Regions from separate parts of the Mus musculus genome. Here region 2 is linked to region 1. A link is a contact called in ENCODE Hi-C data. All regions are on one chromosome and are shown on one strand. Each heading gives the region's core, a stretch centred on a gene start or an enhancer-like site at or near the end of the contact. The rest is flanking DNA. Distances are from core to core; before and after follow the strand shown.

The links. A loop is a pair of places that touch in the nucleus more often than their neighbours do.
Region 2: a map of heart shows a loop between it and region 1 (2.7-fold over the local background). The contact joins the promoter of Fam98a here to the promoter of Ltbp1 in region 1. A Hi-C loop is called at or near these places in 8 of 37 maps with a recorded cell type or tissue (heart and left cerebral cortex).

The regions. Positions count from the first base shown.
Region 1 is chr17:75,001,999-75,007,601 of GRCm38, reverse strand. Ltbp1 (latent transforming growth factor beta binding protein 1) reads right to left here and starts at 2,073. Exons shown (of 34, transcript NM_019919.4): 1 at 1,241-2,073; 2 at 201-271. The coding sequence starts at 1,716.
Region 2 is chr17:75,548,820-75,554,422 of GRCm38, reverse strand. Fam98a (family with sequence similarity 98, member A) reads left to right here and starts at 2,477. Exons shown (of 8, transcript NM_133747.2): 1 at 2,477-2,682. The coding sequence starts at 2,630.

The DNA.
Region 1 (5,603 bases), core at 824-3,323:
CTAGATGGTTATACAGGCTGCAGGTGTACTCTATTTCAGACTTCACCTTCCCAGGGGCAGTGCCTGCCTCTTCAAGAGGCCTCTGTAGAACCTCCCTAACCCAACCTGACCCTCTTCCTCCCACTCCACCCCCCCCCCACACACACACACAGCCCCACCTGGTCCACTGTGCAAGGCCCGCTGTGAGTACAGTGACTTACGTTTGGTGCACCTCTGGGAGCCAGGAGGTTTACTCCACCCGTGGCAGCACTGCCCTCCACAGACGTTGATCCTGAAACAAAGCGAGACCTCTGAGTCCAGCGCAGTGAACTCAAGCTTTCAGAGTGTTCCTGAAAAGCCAATCTCTTGCTTACACATTCCTCTCGATTAGAGAGAGAGCTCCAAAGTGTGCCCAGGATGCTCCACCCAAAGTTGCTCAAGTGGAAGGGTCAGGGACCATTCACCTGGGAAGGATGGAGGAACTAAGGGATGTGCATAAACAAGCATGGAGTCTTAAAATCCAAACAAACAGTTGTCTCTTAAACTCCAAATTAAAACAGAGTCAAATGTATTCTTCATATTCTCTGGGCCCACTTTGCTTCAGAGAGTAGTATCCCCCAGCCCCTCCCCCTCCCCCGTGCTGCCAAAAGAGTGAGATCACCCCGAGAATCCATCCCTGCGGGGGGGGGGGGGGGGCGTATGTCCAAATTAAGTCGCCCCCATCCTAACTTGTGATTAATGGGGTTAAAGCCGTTCAGTGGGGATACTTACCAGCACCGAATAACAAACTTTAATTCCTACTGCTGTTCACGTGGAGTCTCACCCCCAGCCCCTTACCAATTTAGGACCCACAGGTGCCAGGAAACCCAAGTATACAATTTCTGGGATGCTCAAGGAGAGCTGGGTCTTTAGAGCCAGCTTTCACTCACAATCCCTTTTTCATTAGGTAAACCAAAATAAAAAACCGAGTTGCAAGAAGTTTAATTGATGCCTTGGGATTAAGCTGTAGTGACTTCATGTTTACGCCCATAGTCTAGGAGCAGAAGGGTTTGCGCACAGGAGGTTACGCCCCGGGGAAGAAATAAATGCCTTTTGTGTTTCCCCCGCAGCTGGGTAACAATGCACTGAGAGTTAAACACCAGTAAAAAGTGAGCGGGCTTCCCCCGTGCCCACCCCTTCCCGCAGCGCCTCCGGCGGGGAGGAGACGGTTCCCGGGCCTCGGCGGGTCCCGGCGCGCGAGGCAGGCAGAGCGTGGGCTTACCCCTGCAGCTGCTGCTTCTGCTGAACCTGCAGTCTGGAGCCCCCGGCGCTCTGAGCGTCCTGCTGCACTTGGGAGCGCACGACTTGCCTGCCATGTTTGGCGAAGCGAGTGACCGCGGTCTGAGCACCCGCCTTAGAGTGGAGCTGCCGGCTGGGCCCCCCCGGACGCGCGGGCTCGGGTGGCAGCGGAGATCGGAGCCCCGGCAGGGCCGCGCCGCCGGGCTGGCTGGTGCGCCGGGTCCGCTCGGCTGGGGGCCCAGCCAAGGCGCGGCTGGAGGCGGCTGTTGAGCTCCGGCTGTACCTGGCGTCCAGTGCGACGTTGAAGGTCCGCGGGGGCCCAGCCAGAGGCAAGGCTCCGGCCGGCAGTCCCGGGCCCGGGCGCACCACGTACGTGATCCTCCGCACCCGGCCGTGCGCAGACCACGCTAGCAGCCCTGCCCAGAGCAGGAGACCCCACCTGAGCCAGGCTCCCGCCATCGCGGGCAGTCTCCGGCCGCGCGGCTCGTCCTGCCCCGGCGCGCTCCCTCGGTATCCCCAAGGACTCTGCGGAGAGCCCGTGCGCCGCGGGGTGGAGACCAACTGGGTGGCCGCAGGGGAGGGAGCTTTGCGGGCGGCTGAGCGGCAGCGGACCCCAGCCGGGAGTGGAGGCGAGCAGGGGGCGGGAGTTGGGGTGGAGAGGAGGGGAGGGGCGCGAGCTGCTCAAGGTGAGGGTCCCCTGGCTCAGACGAGGTGTCGCCGGGTGCGGCTGGGGTGCTACGGGCGCCAACCCCGCGAGGGTGAGCAAGGACGACCGTGAGCGCTGGACGCTCAGAGGCAGCCCCGGCTGCAAAGTCTTTTAAAAGTTTCTTCTCCCCGGTGGAGCCCTGTGTCAGATCTGAACAGCCAATCTGCAGCAGACGTGACGTCAGGCAGCAAATCCTAATTGGGGAAAGCTCGAGATGAGCCGGAGAATGAGCCGCCACCCTCCGCATCCAGATATTGGGGCTATGGGTCGGGTGGACAGGGATTCCCGCTCCCCAGCGCCAGGAAAAGACAAAGGGCTCAGCAAGGTGAGGGAACGGCCCTTTCCTTCTAGCAGCCGGAAAGGATTCGAGTAATACAGTTTGGAAGCGCAGGCACTTTTACTCGAGTTTGCTCGGATACTGTCTGCAGAAGTTGGATTAAAACACTAGGTCCGGTCCCAGAAAAGGCTATCCGAGGTAGCGTGAGCTGTCCATTGGAAAGTGATTAGCTCTATTAGTCTGAAGGAAGGTTTTCTTTAGGACTGCAACCTCCGGAAGACTTTGTGGTACCCTGCTCCTGACATTGGAGGGTCAAGAATGCGGGATGGGCAGCAGGGGGCGCCCGTGTAGATGAAGAAAATCGCAGAGGCTGCCCTGCCGGTGGTCCTTGCAGTGGAGTGGAATGGAGCATTTAGGAATTTCTCTCTCTCTCTCTCTCTCTCTCTCTCTCTCTCTCTCTCTCTCTCTCTCTCTCGTGCAAAACAGAGTTTGAAGAAAACCAGGAAATGACGTCTTTACTGCTAACATCTGAATTAAGACAATGTCAACAGAATGAATGCTGTTTTTACATGACTGCAATCAAAAGTCCATGATAATAACTGTATATTTTTTAAAACAATTTTTTAAAGGCCCGGGACTGGAGCAATAATTCAGTGGTTAAGTGCACTGGCTGCTCTTTCAGGGGACCTGGATTAGATTCCCAACCATCCAAAATTCCAGTTCCAGGAGGTTTGATGCTCTCTTCTGACATTCAGGCGCCCATACACATATTCAGACAAAGCAGTGACACACATAAAATAAATAAATATTTTTAAGTGAATTAAAAAGGGTCTTTTCCCAGGCTTGGGTTTTCTCACATATTAGTAATTTTGATTGTTCTTTGTTTGAGGGTTTTCCCTGCATCCGCTTAGGACAACTGATAGCAAGTGAGAATAATTTCAGAAATACTGATAGTGGGAAAAATCATTCCAAGCTGAGGACTAATCTAGTCACCTACTTTTCTCTGCACATTACAGAAATACTGGTGAGCGTTTGCTCTGAGGGAAGTGGGCCTGGAGGCCAGCAGCCTGAACACAGGCTTCCAGAAGGAGCACTGTCTGAGAGAGTCACTACCATCAAAGAAATAGCTCTGGTCGCGGGGAGGAGACCAGGGCTCCAGATAAAATGATCACTAATGGCTACAGGCCACGGACACTTCACCTTTCCTCTCAGAAGCTCTGCTTTCTCAACACACACACACACACACACACACAAACTGGGTGAAAAGCCCCTCCCAGCCCTGAACAGGATAACTCCAGTCCAACCTTAGAGCTGGGTTAAAGTGAACCAGATGAAAAGAAGGGTCAAGACACTGTCCCAAGTCTGCAACTTTGAGTTCTAGATGCAAAAGTACAAGGGAACAAATGCCTACCAAATGCCCGCTGTGCAAAAGACCAGCAGATACACAGCATCTTTGTATCTATCTAGAGCTACAAAGTATCCTGGGGCACAAAGCCTTTGTGTAAAGGAAACCTATCTGGTTGAGGAAACAAGATCTAAATAAAGCATTAAAGAAGCTAAGCAGCTGAATTAAGTAATGCTTAGAGAAAAATAACAGAAATCTCACAAGGCACTGCTTGATTTCCATGGTCCTAGAACCTAGTTTAGCCCATAATTCTTTGTCATCTTGTGGACAATTCGTAACAGAGAATGTTTCCTAGCTGCAAGTCAAACCTGCCCCGATGAAGATTCTAGGTGTCATATAGGGATTTTTCTAAGCAGTTGTTGCAGTGGACAGGGAGCAGTGGAAGGAAGCAGGAGGCGAGGCTGAGTGCACTTTGATAAGAGAGGCCATGGGATGGGAAGGGCAGAGGAGAATAGACAAGGGAAATGACCCAGGCAGCAGCATCAACAAGAAGTCTTTACTAGTCTTCAGTGCTGGGTGAGTCTTCCTGACAAGTGTCTCCCAGGTCCAGGATGGGGGAATGGCATATATCAACACTGCTTCCAGGACAGAAGCAGCTGTCTACAGAGAGCACAGCTGGAAGCAGACCCTGGGGGCCTAGCCTTGCTACTTTACTTTGAGCGAGTCATTCCACCTGCCTGGATCTCAGTTTCTAGAGAATCTGAGGTTCTGCTTGTAATCGCTGAGTTTGCAGTAAGACTGGTTTTTACTCTGATCTATGGCTCTATAGAGAAGTGTTTTCTGTGAAACAGCTCAGAAAGTAAGAGCACCTGGTGTGCAACCATAAAGATCTAAGTTCAAATCCCCATCACCCACATAGTAGCAGACCACATGGTCACAGAAGCTCATAACTCTAGCACTGTAGGGGAAGGAAAACAGAAGAATACAGGGACTTGCTCTTATCAGCCTAGCTCCTGGTGCAATGAAAGACCCTGCCTCAAGGGACTAGGCAGAAATGATCACACAGGGCATTCAGTGTCCTCCTCTGGCCTTCACACAAACATAAAGGCAAGCATGAACACACAACACACATACATACATACATACACACATACATACATACATACATACCACTTACATATACCGTGCACACACCATAAAAATTACAAATGTTTTCTACCACTGAAAATGTACAAGGCAGCTGGGCAGTGGTCATGCACGCCTTTCATCCCAGCACTTGGGAGGCAGAGGCAGGCAGATCTCTGAGTTCAAGGCCAGCCTGGTCTACAGCGTGAGTTCCAGGACAGCCAGGACTACACAGAGAAACCCTGTGAAAGGAAGGAAGGAAGGAAGGGAGAGAGAGAGAGAAAGAGAGAGAGAGAGAGAGAGAGAGAGAGAGAGAGAGAGAGAGAGAGAGAGAAGGAAAGAGATCAAGAAAGAAAGAGATCAAGAAAGAAAAGAAAAGAAAAAGAAAGAAAAGAAAAGAAAATGCACAAGGCAATATTTCTTTCTCTTGACAGCAATACAGGAGGGACCACTTCTGATGCTTCTTCAACCAAATTATAACCTCCAAAAATGAATGTTCACCCCATCCCTACACATGCTAGAACACATGTGTGTCTACATGTCCATGATTATGTAAATATATGCATAAGCAAAGAGTCCCACTCAAGGGGCTGCTGGCAGATGCCGCAAAGTCACAGTTTTCCACACAAGTTTCTTGTTTCTTATATAACTGGCAAGATCGTCTCTGAGAGTTGTGCTCTGTTCCCCATGCAGCTTCACATGAGATGGCTGCTCATCTCGAACTCACTATTCACCCTGAAGGCCCAGATCCTGTCAGGCATTGAGATCAGCCGTTGCCAAGTCTCAACCAAACTTAATGCCACAGACCCTGAACCCAAACCCCCCCTAGGGTTCAAGGTCCATTTATACTGGCAGGACACAACTTCCTCGTTCAAAAACCAAGTCTTTAAAGA
Region 2 (5,603 bases), core at 1,228-3,727, 550 kb before region 1:
GTCTACTGTTCAGAAATGAAGTGTGTGCCACTGTGGGGCTCTGTGAGTCCTCATTGGGTTGGTCAAGATGCCAGATACAAAGTCTTTGGGTTTATACTGATTGACTGACTCTCTAGTCAGAAGTGGAGATTTCTGACACAGTAGATCACCTGAAGAGTCTGCAAACACAAGGAGATAAGTGGGCTTACACACCTGCAACTCACAGAGTTGTGATCCTGGAAAGAGCTGTACAAGTTCTACCACACTATTGTAAATCTTTTTTGGAGAAGCTGAGGGATGCTGAAATAATCCTCAGCTACACTGTTAGAGTAATATGTTTATAAAATTCATACTTAATAAGGTAGGATACTCATGTCTGCATAAAGGTGTTTATAAAAACCAGACCACAGATTGTTTCTGGAATCCTTTGTTGAGTTACAAAAGTTAAAAAAAATGGCAACATTTGAAACTGTGACTGACAGTACATCATGTTTCTAATGATAACCTTTGACTTTGCTTGATTTTCTTAAAAATTAAATGTCAGCGTTTAAAATAGTCTTGTGTAACAAGGCTGGGGGTCTGAGTTAGGAATAAAACCTTTTCTATTAAAAAACAACCTTTCATTGTTACTGTTTTTAGCACATTCAACATTTCCATGATAAAGAATCATTTTATTAAAATTATGTACAATATATACAGGCATAAAAAAATCAGATAATTAATTTCCCTATCTTTTCCCATTCTGCTTTTAATCCTTGTCTGAACAATCAAGTAAGTGTATGGATGCAAATACACTCAAGTTTCAGAATGCACTAATTGTTTACGAATGCTAAGGATCAGAAAGACACGGTGCTTCAGGTTGCTCATCTATATAATGCAAACAATGTTCATACAGCATTATAACCCTATACAATAATATGTTGATGCAAAATACTTTTTTTTCTTGATCCAAATATGAGTGACCATGACCCAGGTACAGACTCAGACTGCCCCACATAACATGTGCCAACACAGAACTGGTTCCACTGTCTGTATAGTTACACAATACCAACTCATAAGTCAAGGGATTATTTCTTCAGATATATTGGTGGGGACAGCAGGTGAGAAGTTTACAGTGATGTGGAGAGAACTTAGCTGTTATCTGATGACACTTGTGGCTTTGAGTAGGCAGAAGCTAATTTGGATGTTTACACATCCCAAAAGTTTTACCTGATAGCCAAAATGAGGTTAGGTCACACAGGATGGGCCAGGGTGGGCTCTTAAGGGGACTAATGACAGTCTGACAGAACCTTGGCTCTGGATTTGCAACTTTTCCCAATCAGGAAATTAGAATCAATGAATACACCTTGAAGAATATTTAACTTTAGGGGAGCTTTCTTGGAGAAGCCAGGTCGCTCATGGGTCAAGAGGATAGTCACTAGAACAGTTAGTGCATAACCTTCTCCCAACCCATGTTACACAAAATAAATAACTAAACCATGAATTACTACTGACAGAGAATGCTTATCCATTAGACATGAAAGTGGAAACTACAAAATAAAACGTAAGAATAAGTTTAAAACCAAATGACTACACAATATAACAACATGGCAATTCATAGATAAATATGATTTTCTAACTACATCATCTCTTTGAAAACGATTTCCTCCTTATTCAACAGTTCTTTCATAATAGAAAGCTACACCCAAGCATGGGTGGCCAAAAGTAATGACAACACTGAGCATGGTAGCAGATGCCTTTAATCTCAGCACTGGGAAGGCAAAGGTAGGTGGAGCTCTGTGAGTTCACAGCCAGCCTGGTCTGCATAGTGAGTTCCAGGCCATCCATGGCTCTATAAAACCCTGTATTAAAAAAAAAAAAAAAAAAGTCAACGGAGACAAAAAGTTGATCCATTGTCTAAACTGCATGTAATCAAATATACCCTATTGTATTCGATATGGAGTTATGCCCTTTCCCGTTAAAACAAAATGCGTGGTGTCTGGGGCAGACTCAAGAGGACAGGGACAAAAAAAAAAAAAAAAACTTTCCCTGGAGAAACTTTCTGAAGCATCCATACTGAGGAAAGCCACTTCTCTAACCGTGGACTCCAGAGGCTACACTGAAGAAAAATCAAATGGCATTTTCCTGGCTTTCATTGTTTTTGACCCGTCTAACCCCGCCCTGGGCTGTGGCTGGGAACGCACAAATTTGCCCTTCTGTGGTGACTCGCAGGTGAAAGGAGGACACGCATCTTCAATACCACAGCTGTCACTCTACAATCCCAGGCTGGATCCTGCTTCTGCTCCTCCCGCGCCTGCCTCGCCCCAAGCTGTGCACATGCGCATTCCAAGAGCTCCGCGCCCCCTGGCTGAGTCTCTGAGTCTCCCAGCCTCGGTGCCACGCCACCTGCCTTCCTGCCCTTCTTAGGGCAGCTAGCTTCACTACCCCATACTGGGCACGCGCACACCCGGCCATTTTTTTTTCCTCGGCCGGTGAGGTGGGGGCAGTGGGCGGAACCAAACTGCTTGCGCACGCTCGGGGCATGCGCAATACGGGGACTGAGGCGCCAGCTGTCGACTTGGAAGTTCCGGGGAAGGAGCGCATGCGCTAGGGTACGCGTTGCCGGCGAGAGGGCAGCCTGACGACTCGGAAATTTGAATACCACAGTAGCATGGAGTGTGACCTCATGGAGACTGACATCTTGGAGTCGTTGGAAGATCTAGGGTAAGACGGCGGGGGCATGAGTTTCTGAAAGTCCACTCTGCTAGAGCCCCGGCAACTCCTCGGGCGCCCGGTCGGAGCCACCTGCCTTGCCACTCCGCACCCGACTCCCGCCGGAGCTTCCCGCTGCTGGCCCAGGGACCCCCGGTGCCACGTCCACACCTACCCTGCCCACTGGGCTCCGACGGCCCTCGTCCTCCCCGGTGCTCCCCTACAGCCCAGCTACCCGCAGCGTGTCTCAGTCATGCGTGTCATTGTCTGGGCTCCGGTTCTCACCACCCCCCCACTCCCCAAGCTTTCTCTTCTTGCCTCCCGTCCTCCCACCCTACCCCCACTTTATGGTTTGCCAAAGTTGTATCTGCTTTCCTACTTGGCCCCAAGATTCCCTACTTCTTTCTTGAGCTTCTACCCCCCACCCTACTTCTCTGTCTCTCTCTCTCTCAAAAAAAAAAAAAAATCATCTTTGCTCAGTCATCTCTGCATGCACCTAGGCTTCCCAAAGCGCACGTCTGGGCGATGCAGCCGGCTGCTCTCAAGCCCGCTCAGCTGTGCACCTAACCTTTCAACCACCTGCTTTGGAAATGACAGTCAGTGACTTCAGACCTCCAGCACAGCCTCGCTGAACTCCAGCATTCCAGGGTCATCCTCACCCACCAAGAATCAGCATATTTGCATCTTGACTCTCAGTCATAGTCTTCAGTGTTTAGGAATTTGGAAATAAGGCTTATTTATCTTGTTTGGTCACCCAGATCAAGGTGCTTAAACTTGAGAACCTAGAGGCTCTTAGGCAAAAAAAAAAAAAAAAAAAAAAAAAAAAAAAAAAAAAAAAAGCCCTGCATGATTAAGTATTTGCCTGCGAATAACTATTTCAGGATAAAATCAGCGTAGAAGAAATGACGCACCGAGGTCCTCCTGCCTCTGGCACCTGAGAGCTATGATTAAAGGAGTGAGCCCCCATGCCCTGCCGATTGTTGTATTTTTAACTATAATCCTTAATCAAAGCTTAACTTTAGGCTTTTCCATGCCATGGAAATTCTTAAGGGACACCTTTCTTTAGGGAAGGACACCTTTGAGGTAGCCAAAGCGCAACCCATGTGACTAGCTTGGTGTCCTAGTAGGTACTGACCATAAAGGAAGCTTACTAACCATCGCTGTGAACATCAGCCGCTGTGGTCATTTCTTTGAATCACATTTTGTGCATAGCCCAGACTTGGCCAACTTAGTTCTTGCAATGGGCCACACGTAAGCCTTATTCTGTGGAACGGGTGCTTTTCAACGGGTGTCTAAAGATGATTCGCTTACTCAGTAAACATTTTTTTTGTGTGTGTGTGTGTGTGTGTGTTTTGTTTTTCGAGACAAGGTTTCTCTGTATAGTCCTGGCTGTCCTGGAACTCACTCTGTAGACCAGGCTGGCCTCGAACTCAGAAATCCGCCTGCCTCTGCCTCCCGAGTGCTGGGATTAAAGGTGTGCGCCACCACACCCGGCCAGTAAACATTTTTTAAGGGACACTTGCTCTGTGCCAGTGTGGGGTTTTCCTCAGGGTATAAGTTCACGTGGAAGCTCTGAGAAGCATACAATGAAAAGCCCCGAGGAGGGTCTCTTCCCTTGAAAAGGTAGTGTTGCAGGAGTAGAACCAGAAGAGTTCTGGGATATTCCGTGCAGGTGAAGATCAGCTGACTGGCTGCAGTGGAAGAGCTTGCTTCCATTACTGTTCCTTTATCCTAATGATGTTTTCTTGTCTGGCTTACTACAACTAATTATCCCTGCAACAATTGCCCTCAAGTAAATAGTTAGGTTGCATTGTAATATAAACCCTAGAGTTTTTAATGAAAGTTTATAATTAATTTTAACTTAGTGTGGTTACATTTAAATATTATTAAAAGTCACCATTAGTTGATTGCTGTGTATTTTTAAACAATTTGCTCAAAAATTACAGTTGAATACTATCTTTTTTTTCAAGACAGGTTTCTCTGTGTAGCCCTGGCTGTGCTGGAACTCACTCTGTAGACCAGGCTGGCCTCTATCTCTGAGATCCATCAGCATCTATCTGCCTCTAGAACAGTAAATGCTATCTTTTATCTCTAACCTAGCACAAGAAGGAAGGTAGCAGCTGCTGGCTGTTGAATGAATGTGGAACACAAGGAGGACTTTCTAAGCCTGGGCCTTTATTCAGATGTCTCTACTATCTACTATGTTGGGGGTTTTGTTTTTATGTGTATATGTGTGTGTGTGTGTGTGTATGTGTGTGTGTGTGTGTGTCAGTATATACCATGTGTATACCGGATATGTGAGGAGGCCAGAAGGAGGATCCAGATCCACTAGAACTAGAGTTATATGAAGTTGTGAGCTGACCAGTGTGGGTGCTGGGAACGGAACCCAGGCCCTCTGTAAGAGCAGCATGTGTTCTTGCTTGCTCAGCCATCTCTCCAGTTCCTCCCCTCTGGCCATCCCTTTTTTATCTAGTTCCAGGATGACAGTATAATTTTGTGTGAGTGTGGAAGATTTCTTTGTCATCCACTTCATATGTAAACATATAGGCATATTTAAAAGAATCTGAAAGTACCCAGGCCTCTGAATACCATGTTAAGTATATTTAATGTATGTCCTTGATGATAATATTTTTATTTAACATTTCACTTAAAAGAATATAATCTTAACTGGCTGCTTTGGTTTTATTTGTCTGTTTTACACTGGGCACAGTAGCAAAGTCTTTAATCCCAGTGGGGGAAGAGGCAGGCAGATCTCCATGAGTTTGAGACCAGCCTGATCTACATAGTAAGTTCCAAAACAGCCAGGACTTCATAGATTCTTGTCCTTAAAAGAAAAATTACATTTATTTGTTTATTTGTGTGTCTGTGCCACCATGTACTTGTCGAAGTCAGAGACAGTTTGCAGTTGATTTTCTTGTATAGTGTGATCAAGC